Regions from separate parts of the Homo sapiens genome. Here region 2 is linked to region 1. A link is a loop called in an ENCODE intact Hi-C map of the cell type or tissue named here. Cell type or tissue: breast epithelium. All regions are shown on one strand. Each heading gives the region's core, and the rest is flanking DNA. Links, peaks and the distances in the headings are about the cores only. Region 1 overlaps LINC02625 (long intergenic non-protein coding RNA 2625). Region 2 has its middle 33 kb from the start of CABCOCO1.

Evidence for each region. Hi-C counts contacts between places; a loop is a spot of excess contacts. Peaks named below come from ENCODE experiments on the same cell type or tissue, not always from the same donor. Only the 100,000 strongest peaks of a DNase experiment are listed, where the experiment ranks them.
Region 2: it touches region 1 in a loop (16-fold over the local background); 5 of 110 quality-filtered maps call a loop at or near these places.

The regions. Positions count from the first base shown.
Region 1 is chr10:61,844,094-61,852,432 of GRCh38, reverse strand. The region is part of intron 2 of LINC02625 (long intergenic non-protein coding RNA 2625); the gene reads left to right. Among named protein-coding and RNA genes, the nearest start is that of LINC02625, 20 kb to the left of the region's middle. In breast epithelium, for the core only: no CTCF peak of the experiment used is centred there; no DNase peak of the experiment used is centred there.
Region 2 is chr10:61,625,368-61,633,706 of GRCh38, reverse strand. No RefSeq gene overlaps it. Among named protein-coding and RNA genes, the nearest start is that of CABCOCO1, 33 kb to the left of the region's middle. In breast epithelium, for the core only: no CTCF peak of the experiment used is centred there; a DNase peak (open chromatin) is centred at 4,696; H3K27ac peaks cover 1,380 bases.

The DNA.
Region 1 (8,339 bases), core at 31-8,030:
ACAATAATTGGTGTGCATAAAACTGCCTAACTCATCAGGAAGACAATATGTTACAATGCTGTGCTCTGTTAAAGAAAGCAGGAAAGTCTGTAATGCTCTTTATAAAGATGATCAACAATTAATTACAATAAGGAAATATTGCTGAAAACTGAAAATTTCATTATGGAGAATAGCCCACTCTTTGATGATATTTCATAATTATAAATGCTTTTAATTTTAACCAGGTTTAGGTGGCATGTGAAATTTAAGGCAGAAAATATTCAGTGCTTAGAGAAAAATATAAATAAAATAGATAAGAAAATAAATATACAGGCTGGGCATGGCGGCTCACACCTGTAATCCCAGCACTTTGGGAGGCCAAAATGGGCGGATGGCTTGAGGTCAGGAGTTCGAGACCATCCTGGCCAACATGGTGAGACCCCGTCTCTTCTAAAAATACAAAAATTAGCCAGGTGTGGTGGTGGGCCCCTGTAGTCCCAGCTACTCAGGAGGTTGAGGCAGGAGAATCACTTGAGGTAAGGCAAAGGTTGCAGTGAGCCTAGATTATGCCTTGCACTCCAGCATGAGTGACAGAGTGAGACTCTGTGTCAAAAAAAAAAAAAAAAAAAAAAAAGAGAAAGAAAGAAGAAAATAAATATAGGGAAAAATAAAGAGTTCTTTAGGAGAGATGGTTGATATTGATTTTATTTTATTTCTATAAGCATTTATCAAGCATTTATTCTATGCCAGACACCATACTGGGCTACAGGGGTGCTAAAAAAGAGTGAGATGAGATCTCTTGCTTGATGAGTTCATACTCTAGCAGAAGAGGCCAACATGGTGAAAATATAGCACAAAGGAAAGAAAAAGGTCTGAAGAGCAAAGGGCATGGCAGGGAAAACTAAGAGGAGATTAATTGAGTAGGGAATTGAAGCATATGTAGGAATTTGCTATTTTCCAGATATGCAAAAGGAAAAGCATTCCAAGAAGTCATAACTTTTTTCTGTTCCTCAGGTATCACCCTCAGCTATATCATCATAAAAGGAAAGGGAGGCTCACAAAGGGTTTTGCCGGTAGGGAGGGGAATGAATTTTGACAATGCTTATTGGTAGAAAGGACATATTGAAAGTGAGCCAGGCCAGGTGCTGTGGCTCATGCCTGTAATCCCAGAAGGCCAGCCTGGCCAACATGGTGAAATCCTGTCTCTACTAAACATACAAACTTTAGCTGGGTATGGTGGTGCATGCCTGTAATCCCAGCTACTTGGGAGGCTGGGGATAAACATTGCTTGAACCCAGGGGGCGGAGGTTGCAGTGAGCCGAGATCACACCAGTCCACTCCAGCCTGGGCAACAGAGTGATACTCTGTCTTAAAAAAAAAAAAAAAAAAAAGTGGGTCTGGAAATTTGCTTTAGTTGTAAGAGACAATGTGGAGGTGTACTGAGGGTCAAAAGAACTGAAAATGAACCAAATGGGTGAAAGAAATATAAAAACGTTTAAACAAAAGGAAAGACTAGAGATGGAGTTGAATTTACATGGTGGAGTGAAATACGTGCTTAGACCACATCTAGAAAACCACATTTTAGTGGGTTAATAACCCTCGCTACAGTATGATATTTTGCAAGTCATGGACACCTAATTACTTCTTCAGGTGTTTAATAAGAGGCTGAACCAGCTTGTAATCTACAGTTTCCTTCTAGATCCAAAATGCCCCAATGTTCTATGAGATGAAAAGTTAGGAGCTTGGACAGAGACAGCACCTGGAACTGTCTATAGCAGGTGCTCCAACCATTCAAGGGAATGGCTTCATCACCTCTTCCACAAGGGCTGGAGGCAAGTTGAGAAAAAGGTGATGAAAAGGGCTGGGGTCTTGTGAAAGGAATTGGAACAGCATTGGGCAAGTTGCTGATCTTATCTGGTCTTTTGTAAATAGATGGGGGATTGGGACTCAAAGAGAAGTGCACAGCAAGGAGATAATGCTACTGATCCTAAGTCAAAGGGGAAATATCTGAGAAGTTATTGCCCTTGGAATGGCAAGAAGGAAGAGATCAAATATTGTTAGGAGTGTCAACATTCAGGAATGCTGCTCTGGCTCACCCTGCAATATAGCATTTAGGTCCCTATCCTGGGGGTAAGACCCTGATCCCTGGTGTGTGGGACCAGGCTAAGCTCATGTGTGATGATCAAGGCTCTGTAAATGCTCAAGGAGAATGATAGGCCACACATGCACATTGTCCAGCAATAAATGTATGGGACTTGGAGGGGAAGCCAGGACAGGCCATTACGTACCTAATGGAGAGCACTTAATGCCAGTCACTAGCTTTTCTCGTGCTTCTGATTACATTTTATATTCTTTTTAACAATTTTCTCAAAGCCTTGGTAAAGATTTCATTTGATTTGCCCGTGGAGATCAGTGACTGTGTGCCTTGGGGAGAAGCCCAGGAAGCCAGGAATGGGGTACAGATTTACAGGTTAGCAGCAGCACTCAGCATCCAATCCTCTGAAACTTCCTTAGTTGTCAAAGACAACATTTTTTGGGGGAACAGTTTCCCAGAGACCTAAACAGAAAGGCACCTCAGCCCAAGCGAAAAAGGGGCTTGTGGAAAATCTTACTGTGATCATAGAGGCTTTGAGGGCCAAGAAGCTAAGAAATAATGGAGCAAATACCAAGGTGGAAGTGAGTAGCAATTACTCTTGAGCACAAATGCTCTCCCATATGTACCTGTGATGGGTTTAGGAAGAAGGGATTTGATTGATCCATATCAAGCTCTTTGATAAATGTCTCAACCAGTGCTGATATTGTGGGCTTTCTTTTTCTTCTGTTTTTAGGGGTGGATATTATATTGAAAACAGAAAAAGAGTTAAAACTTCTCATATTGGGCTGAGCGCGGTGGCTCATGCCTGTAATCCCAGCACTTTGGGAGGCTGAGACGGGTGGATCATGAGGTCAGGAGATCGAGACCATCCTGGCTAACACGGTGAAACCCCGTCTCTACTAAAAATACAAAAAATTAGCCGGGCGTGGTGGCGGGCGCCTGTAGTCCCAGCTACTCAGGAGGCTGAGGCAGGAGAGTGGCGTGAACCTGGGAGGCGGAACTTGCAGTGAGCTGAGATCACGCCACTGCACTCCAGCCTGGGGGACAGAGTGAGACTCCGTCTTAAAAAACAAACAAACAAACAAACAAACAAACAAACAAAAAACCAAAAAACTCCTCATATGGCCATCACTTTTTATTAATTATATGGAATTAAACATTAAATTTAAAAATGATGTTCCCATCTCAGCTACCAAAGCTACCCACTTTGAACATTTTGCCATGCATCTTTTCTGAGTTATTTTTAAGCCTGTTTGTCTGCCTTGCTGTCTACCTATCATGTGTATACATGAATATATACATATAGATGTTATCTTTCTATATGTAATATTCTGAAGCTATGGCTATATGGTGGGTATTTTTACATACTGATAGATATAAATTTGTAACATTTAAAAAATAGCTGCATAAAATTTTATAATGTGGGCTGGGCACAGTGGCTCATGCCTGTAATCCCAGCACTTTGTGAGGCCAAGGCGGGCGGATCACGCGAGATCGGGAGTTTAAGACCAGCCTGACCAACATGGAGAAACCCTGTCTATACTAAAAATACAAAATTAACCGGGCGTGGTGGCCCATGCCTGTAATCCCAGCTACTTGGGAGGCTGAGGCAGGAGAATCGCTTGAACCCAGGAGGCAGAGGTTGTGGTGAGCCAAGATTGCGCCATTGCACTCCAGCCTGGGCAACAAGAGCGAAACTCTGTCGCAAAAAAAAAAAAAAAAAAAAATTGTATTGTGTATTATAATTTATTCAACCAGTGCCTTAATAATGGTTTTTAAAATTTTGTTGTAAACAATGCTGCAACAAAATCCATATATATATATGTAAAATATTTTTGTTTTCATTTCTGTAAGCTGGATTCCTAGAATTGGGATTACAAGGTCAAAGGGTATATATTAAAAATTTTATTTTCCAAAAAGATGGGTTAATTAACATTCTCAATATCAGTGTTTGATCCCCATTTTTGTTAGCTCTGGTACCTCTTAAAATGTAACTCTCAAATTTAAATATTTTTGCCAGACCGAAGGCTGAAAATTCGTATCTCATTAGTGATTTAATTTGTAATTACATGACAGCTAGAAGGTTGAACATTTTTCTATGTTTATTGTACACTTGTATTTACTTTTCTCTCAATTGCCTATTCAAATATCTTGCCTATTTTTTATCATTATTTGTGTTTTTTAATTAATTTGTAGGAACTCCTAATATATTCAAATTAACCCTTTATTAATTTTTTCTTCCAAAGACAAATGACTTTCAAAGAAATGTTTAAGTAGCAAAACCTTTTATTCAATGGGACTCTCATGTCAAACCTCAATAACTACAATAGATAAAAGTGGGACTGCAGAATGTGGTCTTTAAATACCATTGCTGACTAAAAATAAGCCAGGGCCCTTTGGAAAAATGGCTAATTCCAGATCTGGGGCAGGAAAGGTACAAGAAGCACCGAGAACATCTTGACATACTAGCAAGAAAGATATCAAAGACTAGAAGGGTCATATTTCAAGGATCCAGGAGCCAGTCTGAGTCAGTTCCCACTGGACAAAGACAGGCTATATATGTAAGAGACTCAAAGAAGGATGTCAGTTGTGAGCTGCTTAAAAAGTTGCGAGCTGCTTAAGTTCATGGGTTCATAATGACACTTAACAAAAATCTTTGGATGATGCTAAGGAACCAACTTATTTTGAAAACTGACAAATAAAGAAATAAATCATTTATTTTGCTTTTCCTATACCTCAGGGTAACCAGAGAGCTGATGAGAAGTTTTCATCATAGCAGTATTTTAGCTGATAAAGCTATTAAAATTAGAATATCACCAATTGAAATAGGGATCTCACCTAATGATCCTAATGAATCTTCCTAGTGGTTTACAATTGTTTCATGAGCTCCTAATGAAGTAAAGGATCTAGAAAATGATCATACATGGCTGCCAACATCACAAAGAGATCAACATCCAGTAGACATGAAAAGCCTGATAGACCTTTGAAATACTTTTGCCAAAAAAATCAAAACCAACTCTGAGCAAACCTCTGGCTATAACTACCATATGACAGGAAATACACTGAACAAAAGTGAAATATGTTAAGTGATACCACGGGGATGCAGTCAGCAAAATCCAGACTCTACAGAACAAAGGACATGATTGAAGCAGGGGTGGGGGCAGCTTTAGATTAAGAGAGACTTAAGAGATGTATCAACTAATTTCAACGTATGGACCTTATTTGATCTTCATTTGAAAATACATACTTTAAACTGTGAGACAGTTGGGAAAATGTTAACACTGACTAAATTGAAGATTATGAAATTAGTGTTAACATTTTAAGTGGGATAAGGGTATGTGGTGATTATTTTTTTTTAAAGATTATCCATGTCTTAGAGATACATACTGACAGTATTCGCAGATAAAACAATATGATGTCTGGGTTTTTCTTCAAAATAATCTGGGTAATGAGGGTGAAGGTGGGTATGAAAGGAGATTGGCCATGAATTGGTAACTGTGGGCACTAGGTGAGAGGTACGTGGTGGGGATTCATTATACCACTCTCTACTTTCACATGTGCTTAAAATTTCTATAACAAAAACATGCTGTCTTGTTGCAGTGCAGTTCGAGTGTGCAAACCTCTACTGGCTCAGTCCCAATCCTCTTGTGCCCTGAGACACCCAGAAAACTCTGGGGTCCCATTGGAATGAAGCTCCTTCTGAGGAGAGAGTTTTGTTTTCATTCTTGATGAATCCCCTGTGTTTAAAAGAGTGCCTGCACATAGTAGGCCCTCAGTATTTTGAGGATGGAATGAATGCTTCTCAACATGACTGGTATTGGGCTAGTTTTCTCTGACTCCCTTGGGGAACATGTTAGCGCACTGAAACCTGGGCACAAGCCTTGATCAGGTGCACCATGGGCGCCTCTTCTGAGTCTAGTGACTACTGGTATAAACAAACTCATGGTGCATTTACAAATCTGGACTGCCTAAGATCTGTTTCAAGTGTCAAGCTGAGGATCTTGACAGCAGCCTCGTGGCCACACATGGCAAGGCTGGCCCAGCTGGCTAGGTCTATAGGGGTCCTCCATTATTGTCACCAAACCAGAGGTTCTCCACATTGGCTGTGCAGTGGAACCACCTGGGGAGCTCGTTAGAAATACAGGTTCCTGGGCCCTGCCTCCAGAGATTTGGGTTTGTGAGATCCAGGCAAGCTATTGTTAAGAATAAAAAGCTCCACAGGTGATTCTGAGGGCTCTAAGCATAGTCACCCAGCCCTGTGCTGGTGTTGGCCTACAGAGCCGTGGTCTAATAACAACATTCCTATACTTCTCGGTGGGAGGCTGAATAAGCACTCCTCCCAGACAGCATCGTATCTGCAGAAGTTTCCCTCAGACTCATGGATGGAGTTCCAGGTCCATCCTGATTCTCCTTTGCTCTTCAGCTCAGCTGCAAGTATTTGTTCTCTGAAGTCAGAACATTTTGCTTTTATAGGCCCTTTACTCCATATTCTCAGTAGGCAGCCCTCCTGCCTCAGCCAGATCATCCTGTTTCTTTGTTTTTAACTAGTTTCTGGAGGTGGGACTTCCTGCTGCTTCAGTTACTCTCTGGGTTAATGCTTCCAATTGATAGCCTCCCTGCAGGTTACCTCAGAGATAAGACTTCTTCATGGCTTGGAAGTCTGGTTGATTCTTGCCCAAGCCTTGACTGACTTTTGCTTTGCTATTATATAACCTTACTGATTAATCAAAAGTATTGCTCACAGCTCTGGTTAATGGATGATGGCTCTGGAGTTTGCCTGAATACAATTATTTATTGCTTTATTGATGTGCTACTTATTACTCTGTTAAGTACCATAGGGTGTTTAATTATGTGAAAGGGAAGTGCAAAGGCAGCTGCTGAAAGCTGGAGTTAAAGAGGTCCAGTACCTGAGTTCCCGACAATGTGTCATAAAACAGCTTTAAAACACATGCACACCCAAAGGACAAAACCCATTCCAAAGTTTAACAAGCTTGGAAGCAGAACGGGCTTGGGGAACTGCCCTGCCACTTTGTGACTTGATGTTAGCCACAGCACAAGCAATGAAATCTGAATGTTTTAAATGAAAAGGGGACCTTTATTTTGGGGCTTTTGGGTATTTTCTATTTATTGCTAATGATTGAAGTGGAGCCCATGATAAAAGTCATAGCTAGAAGAGAAGGAGCTGATGGGACTGAAAAGTGGCTCCTGTTGCAACAGATGTGGCCCGCAGGCTTGGTGGAATCAGGGCTTCTTTCTGGTTGGTGGTCAACTCTTGCCATTCTAAAGGGCAGCTGTACTGCGCCAGGAAAAGCTTCTGAAAGAAACCCCACCAGGTCACTGTTGGAGTACTTGCTACATTTTGCATCCCATTCTGTCCCTGCCAATGGGGATCAATTCTCTAGCATGGGACCAAAGATTTCAATGCCTCAAGGCAGAAGTTGTACCTGTGTCTGAGCAAACTCCGTATTGCCAAGTCTGAGTCCTGACCTGATAAAAGGTCATTATTTTAATTCTTTCGATTAGAGATTTTTCAAGTTATGCTCTGAATAATCTTAGGGTACCTTATTTCAGAGGTGGGCCGCCTCACTCACCATGTGCTAAGCTGAGGCAGCAGGATCTTTGGGCTAGATGCCTGGGGTGGCGGCTTCCCTGGGAGCCCAGTATCCACACCCACTTCCTGCAAACTCAGGTCTTCCCCACTTGTAAAGGATCACCTCCACCCTACGAATCTCTCCTGTCTCAGGCATGTACCCCTCCACAGTTTTGATTTAGGGAGGGGAAAATACCTTTCTTCTAGTCTCATTTGGAATCAGGAAACAATTATAAATCAATATCTCAGTAAATAATCTTGTCACAGAGGCATATATGGATGCCAACATAAATAATTTGTATGACAGGTTGTGTTGTAGTGCAAAGACCTCTCAGCTGAGAGTAAAACAGAACTGAAATCCTACTTTTGCTGCTGTTTAGTTGTATGACCCTGGGACAGTCCCTTAATTTCTCTAAAACTTGCTTCCTTATTTATAAATAGGACAAGATAATAGCTACATCTAAAGCTTGTTGTGGGCGTTAGTTGGGAAAATAGATGTAAAAAGCCAGCCTGACTCATGATGAATGGACAAATATTAATGTTCATTTTTTTTCCTGATAACCATGTAACACTTGCACTTTTTAGATAAGAAAAGGTAGCAATCACATTTTGACTTTTAATGCATTCCTTTCTGGAATTTTCTTCATGCTGAATATTATAGAGATTGTATATTTG
Region 2 (8,339 bases), core at 340-8,339, 220 kb after region 1:
GTAAATGTAACATAAATAGACTTAAGAAGGCAAACTGATATCTTGTCTTATGTTTTAGATAAAATTCTAAGCACATAGCCCAATTCAATTTTGTACAAGCAGAGAAAAACTACAGTACTAATGAGAAATATGGACTTTGCTACTATATTGTTACCATCAGTGTGGAGATCAAGGGAACATGTGTTGGCCCACATGCTATACTACTGATATCTTTTATTCTGGGATGAGTGACAGCAGGACTGGCTACTAATTTGTGGGGCCCAGTGAAAAATGGAAATGCAGGAGTCCTTGATCACCATTCATTAAGGATTTCAAGATGGCGACCAAAAGTTTTAGACCCAGCATGGGGTTCCACATGATGACCTGTCCTGGTAATAAGAGAAGAAGGGAGTCAGAGAGGTGCTTCTGAATTCCATCTGTCCCTCTCTCCCACTCCTCCTGGGCTCTGCAGAGATGTTCAGACCAAGACCAAGGAAAGAACCAGCTCTCTGTTTGGTACAAGTTTTGAAGGCAAGTAAGATGACAAGGGCTGTTCCTTTCTAAAATCTATCCTCAAGATAGGTTGTGAGGATTAATGAGTTAATATCAGAAATTGCTACAGGGTAAATCTTCACTTGCCTAAAAGAGCATAAAATTTTTATTTTGTCTTTTATGCTTTCTGACAATCCCTTCAGTCTGCCACTAGGCTTTTAGTGGAGCGTGTGGAGAATTTAGGACAAGATGATGAATCTTACTCAAGGGCATCTTGATAGCTTTGCAAACTTAATGCAATAATGTAGGTCTTGGGCCCTGTGTCATGAAGTAAACAAAGACAGCTGAAATTTCAGACAAAAGAGGCTATAGCTCATCTATTGTCATTATTTAGGAGACAAATTACAGCAATGAGTATTTTTTTCCCTTAAAATCCCTTTTATTTTTGCATGTCTACTTAATTTTATTTTGAACAACTAGAAAGCTACAGAGATACTCCGTTGAATGTTTAAAGCTGTAATTTATTTTAAACAGTGCGTACAGAATATATTTTGGCCTTGAAAAGTTAAAAAAAAAAAGGTAGGTTGTACAACTTGGAAGCTGGGTAAAGCCCCAAATGAAGGCTTTTGGAAGAGCTAGGACAGAAGGAAAGTGGCAGTCTTCTTGGGTTTTGCACAAATGTGAGAGTCCAGAGTCCACATAGGCTCCTGCTCTATTGCCACAGCCTGAGCTGTGCCTTTGGTCTTAGGAGCCACCTGAGGGCATCTACTGTTCTGAGTCACTAAAAAAAAAAAAAAAAAGTGCTAATGAGGCATTTAACACTTGTACTGCACTGAGCTAAGAAAGAGGCTGCCTATAAGCAGGGAAAATAGCCAGAGGCAGCCAAAGGTAAGAAAGGAAGGGCAGGGATGCCAGCATACATCTAACAGTTTAGGACAGTAACTGGTTCAACTTTATTTATTTATTTATTTATTTATTTATTTATTTATTTATTTATTTATTTCTGAGATGGACTCTCTCTCTGTCGCCCAGGCTGGAGTGCAGTGGCTCGATCTCAGCTCACTGCAACCTCTGCCTCCTGGGTTCAAGAGATTCTCCTGCCTCAGCCTCCCTAGTAGCTGGGACTACAGGCACATGCCACCACGCCCGCTAATTTTTGTATTTATTTTTATTTTTATTTTTTTAGTAGAGACAGGGTTTCATCATGTTGGCCAGGCTGGTCTCAAACTCCTGACCTCAAGTGATCTCCCTGCCTTGGCCTTCCAAAATGCTGGGATTACAGGTGTGAGCCATCGCGCCTGGCCTGGTTCAACATTTAGACTTGGAGGCTTCTTTTTCTTTGTCCAGTGCCTGCAAACCAGTTCCTTCCTTCAAGGAGCTTTCAGACTTGCAGTGGAGATCAGGATATCAGTAAGTGTGGAAAATAATGATAACTTTGTGAAGGATTTGAAGAAGATAAGGGAAAGAGAGAGAAAAAGAAAACTTTACTAAGGAAGGTGCTTTCAGGAGTCAAACCTTGAGGGCTATTGGTGGGGAAAATGGGCAGAAATGGGAAGGCAACAGGGACTGTACTCTGAAGAGAATATTATGGAATACCTACTGTGCCTGGATGGAGCAGAACACTTTTCATATATCTGTCTCCTGCAGTCTTCACAATAGCACCATGAGACCAACTGCTAATTAGCTTGTTTTTGAGACAAAAAAGGCCTTTATTTCATTAGAGACCCACCCCTGCCTCCCAAAATGGAGCATGATGAAGATCCTTAGAATAGCTAAACACCAAAAAGATTATGGTAACCCCCCTATATAATTCAAAATAAGAATAATTCATAACACGAAACATTCATGTGTATGCTAGAATTAAAACATTAGCTTATGTTCTGAGTTTTTCTTATGGCTAAGTCCTGGGTAAGTTAATTGAGTATGGGCCTGCATCAGGTTTGAGTAGCTCTTCAGCTGCTGCACCTTGGTGAGGTGCTCCAAGCTAGCTTACTGTCTGAAACAATACTGCACCCAAGGGTGACAGAGCCAGTAAGTGGCAGAGGAAGGATTCAAACTTAGGTCGATCTGACTTTTAATAACATGGCTTTTAATAACATGGCTTTCCCAGTGAGCCATGCCTGGGGTGAGTCTAACTCCTGTGTGTCTGCTCACCTCAGGGGGACCTGCTCATCAGTTAGGAGCAGACAAAGAGGTCTTAACAGAACATCTATGAAGAGGTAAAAGGCTTCCTGGGACTCTCTGTAAAACTTTGTCAAAGGGTTTTTCAGTGACATAAACTTCCTCTTATCTATGTTGTATTGTTACATGAGAAAAGCATGCTGCAGAGAAGTATATATATATATATATATATATATAGCAGGACCCCATTTTCTCCTAACAAAATGCTCCTATATCTACATTTATAGATGCATAGATGCTGTCATGTTTGTGGGGTTACCTTAGGTACTTTGGGGAGAAAAGGATAAAAAAGCTGTGGAAAATGATAGGTTCCTAGTGTGATGTAAACGGAACATATGCAATATATCACAGTCAGGCCTCCGACATTGCCACAAATAGGTCATCTTTGAATGTTCCTATGAACATGGTTTCAAGGTAACGTGGTTAAAAGAGAGCACTGGGCTGGGTGCAGTAGCTCACACCTATAATCCCAGCACTTTGGAAGGCTGATGTGGGTGGATCACCTGAGGTCAGGGGTTCGAGACCAGCCTGACCAGCGTGGTGAAACCCCCATCTCTACTAAAAATACAAAAATTAGCCAGGTGTGGTGGCGCACACTTGTAATCCCAGCTACTCAGGAGGCTGAGGCAGGAGAATTGCTTGAATCTGGGAGGTGGAGGTTGCATTTGTGCTATTGCACTCCAGCCTGGGTGACAAGAGTGAAACTCCTTCTCAAAAAAAAAAAAAAAACAACAACAACACAAAAACCAGCACTGCTTTGTTTAGATGATGGGGATATGGGCAGTTTTGGTCTTGGATTTCTTTGGTTATTTGAGTTTAGTTTTTTCTCTATGATAAAACAACAAAACAAACAAAAAAAGAACTCCCCCAATCTGTGGACACTTAGTTGTGCCTATAGGTGTACAGCCAGCAGTGACACACCTTGCAGCATGAGAGGCAACTTCACCAGGCCTCTCGACTCCTCTCTGTGCTTCTGTATAACCTTTTTTTTCTTTATTTTTATATATAACTTTTTTTAAAGACTGGGTCTCACTATGTTGTCCGACTGGCCTTGAACTCCTGTGTTCAAATGATCCTCCGGCCTCAGTCTCCCTCCCAGCAAGTGACTAGAGCTACATGTGCACATTACTGCACCCCGCTCCCCTCTGTGCTTCTAAAGGGGGGCCACCCTCTCTGTTCTCATGGGCCACATGCTGGCATTGACTGAAAGTCCCTAACCACGCACCCCTCCCTGCAGTCAACAGTAACAAACATAGAGGGAGCCCTCTGGGAAGTTGGTAAACAGCAATGCGCATGACCTGTCTAAAGGGGCAGGAGAGACTCCTCTCTTGGAGGCTGTTGCCTTTCAGGATGGTGAGCCCAGTATCTTCAGATCTTCCAGTTCTTCTCAAAAAGTACAAAATTCAGATTAGAGGTGAGCACTCTTTGTTTTTAATGAGTGGCACTGAATCGGATCTGACAAGATGCTATGCAAGCCAAATTGGATACATTTGCAATCACATGCCATTGTGCCTTGAAGGGGAAAGGGCCTAGTTCAATCCTTTAACAAGAGCTCAGGAAAGTTCAAGTTTATGGTTTTTGGATGGGGTGCCATTTAATGTGGGTGAAGTGGTGGAGTGTGGTCGTTAGGTTGGGGAAAACAGAGCATATATAAGAGATTTCACAAAGTCACACACTGGGGAAGAAGGGTACCTGTGGTCCCATAAAAAGACATTGTTGATTCTTTTTGCTGATTTTTCAGTTTTGCTAAGTATCTATCTTTTTCCAGTTATCTTTTCTGTCTTAGACCAATTGTGAAAGTTGAACTCTGAAGCTCAAACTCTAAGAGTGTCATGCTACTTCCATAAGGAGGGAAGACATTCTCTCTCCAATACACACACACACACACACACACACACACACACAGAGCCCACACAGCCCACACAGCCCACACAGCCCAAGCATGAAGAAACGTGAAATGTTGTTTTTCTCTTTTGATTACTTAAGAGTCAGGGGTAGGAAAGAACTGAAGTAAATACTATAGTGCGTCATCGCATGTTCTGAATTCCAGCATAATTCAAACACCTCCCACTAAGATGTGTCATTCTGCCTCTAGGCAGGACTGTTCTTAAATTGTGCTTGACATATTTAAATTGTCCTTGACCTGTGGTGTTCATTAAGCCCTCCTGGGAATTAAGTGTCCTTAGAAATTCTCAGAAAGTATCTCTCTAGAAAATGAAATTCTCTATCTCCATCAAAAAGATAAAGGTATTGCCTTCACTCTGCTGTATCTTAAAGGGGAAAAAAATGTAGGTTATCATGTAGACAGTAGAATTAAGTCAGTGCCAGCAAGTATTCAAGAGGTATGCCTTATATAGCTCATGACTTAATATCGGCAAAAGCCTCCTCCCCAGTCTGTCTTCAGAAAGGAGGCACAAGAATTCTGGAACATCATAGTTATTAATTTTTAAACAGTGCTGGAAAACTACTGCTTTTAAAACATGGAAATATTAAGAATTGTTCTGTGCCCAAAACAGATATTCTTATTTTAGAAAGTGCTTCTTCACCAACTATCATAACATTCTTTTGCAAAGAGCTAGTTAAAAAGGAGTAAAATATTTTCTGCATTGCAAGTCTGTCTTCTCTGTTCTGTTTCAAGCCAATAACTCATTTTATGCAGGCACAAACCAAGAATTTTGAAATTTCTGAGTCATCATCAGAATAGCATATTCTCCATGATCCTGAAGACACGTTTCTTGATAACACTTTGATTACTATATCCCTAGATGGATATCTCTGGTACATTGTCTGTCTAGCAGTCATATATTCCCACCTATTTGTCTTGGTAATTTCAGGCTCCAGAAGAACATATGGGCCATATTCACAACTTCTACCATTTTCAGTGTTTATCTTTATTCCGTCAAATTTCCTAAGAGTTCTTTCCATTTCCCTTCTGTCTCTCTGTTCTCTTCATTTTTTTTTTCTGAGTGTGCTGATCAGTAATTCATTTTTGTAGAGCTCCAGTTTAAAAGTTTGTGGGATAGGGAAGTTCAGTGTTAAGAAAATGGCAGATCCATAGGCTAAGGTTTTAGTCCTTGCTCTGTCATTGTTTAACATTAATAATTCTTATAGGTCATTTAGCATTCATATGTCTTAGATTCACCATTTACCAAATGCAGTGACAGCAGTTTCCTCCTACCAGCTTAGCAGGACTATAGTGGCAATGAATAAAGTACATGAATTACTTTGAGATTCTTTAGAAAAATCTTGAGTTCTTGACCTTACTCTGCCAACAACTCTGTTTGCAGCCTGTGGAAGTTGCTTTGACTGTTCTTTGCTTTGGCTTCTCCATCTGAACAATCTGAGGGATAATTACTTAATCTACTTTACAGAGATGCCTGAGTCTCCATAGGCAATTGTGATACTTTGAAAATAATTTAAGGCAGTATGGTCCAGCTTCTGGAATAGAAAGAATAGTGCACTATGGCTATCAATGGCCTGTTATGTGTAGACACTTGCGCTTTATGTTAATTACATGATCTCTCATAACCTTTTACCATCTCTGCCACGTGTTTATAATAACCTCTATTTTTCATGCAGATGAGAAAACAGGCTTGGTATGTGAAAAACTAGTCCAAAGCCACAAAACCTAGTAAGAGGCAAAACCAGAATTTGAATCTAGTTTGTTTCATTTTTGAGTGTTTTTCAACTTAAATAAGTTATGGCTGGTATATTTTTATTAATTTTTGTTTTTTGAGACGGAGTTTCGCTCTTGTTGCCCAGGCTGGAGTGCAATGGTGCGATCTTGGCTCACTGCAACCTCTGCCTCCCGGGTTCAAGCAATTCTCCTGCCTCAGCCTCCTGAATAGCTGGGACTATAGGCATGCACCACCACACCTGGCTAATTTTGTATTTTTAGTAGAGATGGGGTTTCTCCATGTTGGTCAGGCTGGTCTTGAACTCCCAACTTCAGGTGATCCGTCCACCTTGGCCTCCCAAAGTGCAGGGATTACAGGCGTGAGCCACTGCACTTGGCCTATTTTTATTAATTTATATACACGTTGGCATAATTAGCCTTTATTATAAAAATTTTGGAATATATAGAATTTTGATCTAAACTTCTGAATGTCACCTGTTCCTGCATCAAAGACAATGGCAACTTTAGAAATGACTTTCGGGACAAAGTAGCCAAGTATTGTTTCTAATAAGAGTTTAACTACAGATGTCACAAGGAAGTACATACTGTATTAAATCTATAATGACAGAAAGCAGATCATTTATTGCCAGAGACCAGGGTTGGTGGGAGGCAACTTTGGAAACGGAAGAAGGGAACCCTCTGGGTTGATGAAAATAGTCTATATTTTAATTGTGTTTACACAGGTGCATAGATTTGTCAAAACCTGTTTGTCTTCACACTTACAATGGGAACATCTTACTGTCAATAAATTATACCTCAATAGACTTGGTTTATAAATTACAGACATTATCATTCAATTGCCATCTGATCAGGCAAGTGACTTAACTGTTCTGTTTCATATTCCCTCTGTGTACACAGGGATACTGACTTTACCCACCTCAAAAATTGGGGGAAGTATTCAATAAGGTAATCCATCTAGAGAGCTTACCCTCATATTTGTCCATAGCAGGCACTCAACACATGCTTATTCAGCAAAAATATGCTTCAGACACTATTCTCAGCAGTAAATAAGACAAAATTCCTGCCCTCACTGGGCTTATATTCTAGACTGGGGGAGGCAGACAGTAAGCAGCAGGGAGACAAAGAAATGACCGAGATACCATCAAACAGCAGTGAGGGCTGTGAAGCCAGGCAAGCGGGGATGCAATAATGCCTGAGGATGGTGACCATTTCTCTGAGTGGTCCTTGTGAGGAAGTGTCTTTTCCAATGAGACCCAGATAGTATCAAGGAGACAACCACAGGGAAATCAGGCTAGTGTTCCAGGCAGAGGGAACAGAATGTGGAAAGGACCCAAGCTAGGAGCCAGGCTCTGTTCAAGGAACCAGGCTCCAGAAGTAAGAGGAATAAGAAGTGAGTTTGGAAAACACAGCAGCAGGACAACTCAGCTCATCTACGCAATGGGGGGATGATGGAGATCTGATGGGAAGTAGTGAATCTAAGACATAAGTGTGTTAAATGACCTATAAGAATTATTAACCTTAATGGGAAGGATGTGATCTGATTTACATTTAAACAAATTTCTTTGGCTGCTGCATAAGGTATGGATTCTAAAAGTGTGAGAGTAGAAGCCGGGAGACAAGGAAAGAAATAATGCTGCAAGGCCTAGGGTAGTAGGAATAGAGACAGTGAGAGGTGGCCAGATTTGGAATCTATTTTGAAGTAGAGAAAATAAGAATGCCAACAGTTTTGATGTGGCAAAGGATAAGGAATTTTTTTTTTTGGCTTGAACAACTAGGTGTAATATTGTTGCTATTTACTGGCTTGACATTCACTGATCATATTTTAATAATTTTTACTGAAAAGCCATTTAGTGAGCTATTAGGCATTATATCATAAAGTGTTTCTGGGCTAACTACTGATATAAAGTGTGTGTGTGCTAAGTATTATTTTGGGGTCAAACCCTTAGCTTTAGATTTTAAGCTCCCTATTTGTAAACCAAATGGCTGTGCTGGAACCATTTCTGAAATCAGAAGGGCAATTGTGATTGTATGTGAGTGTGCATGTGTAAGT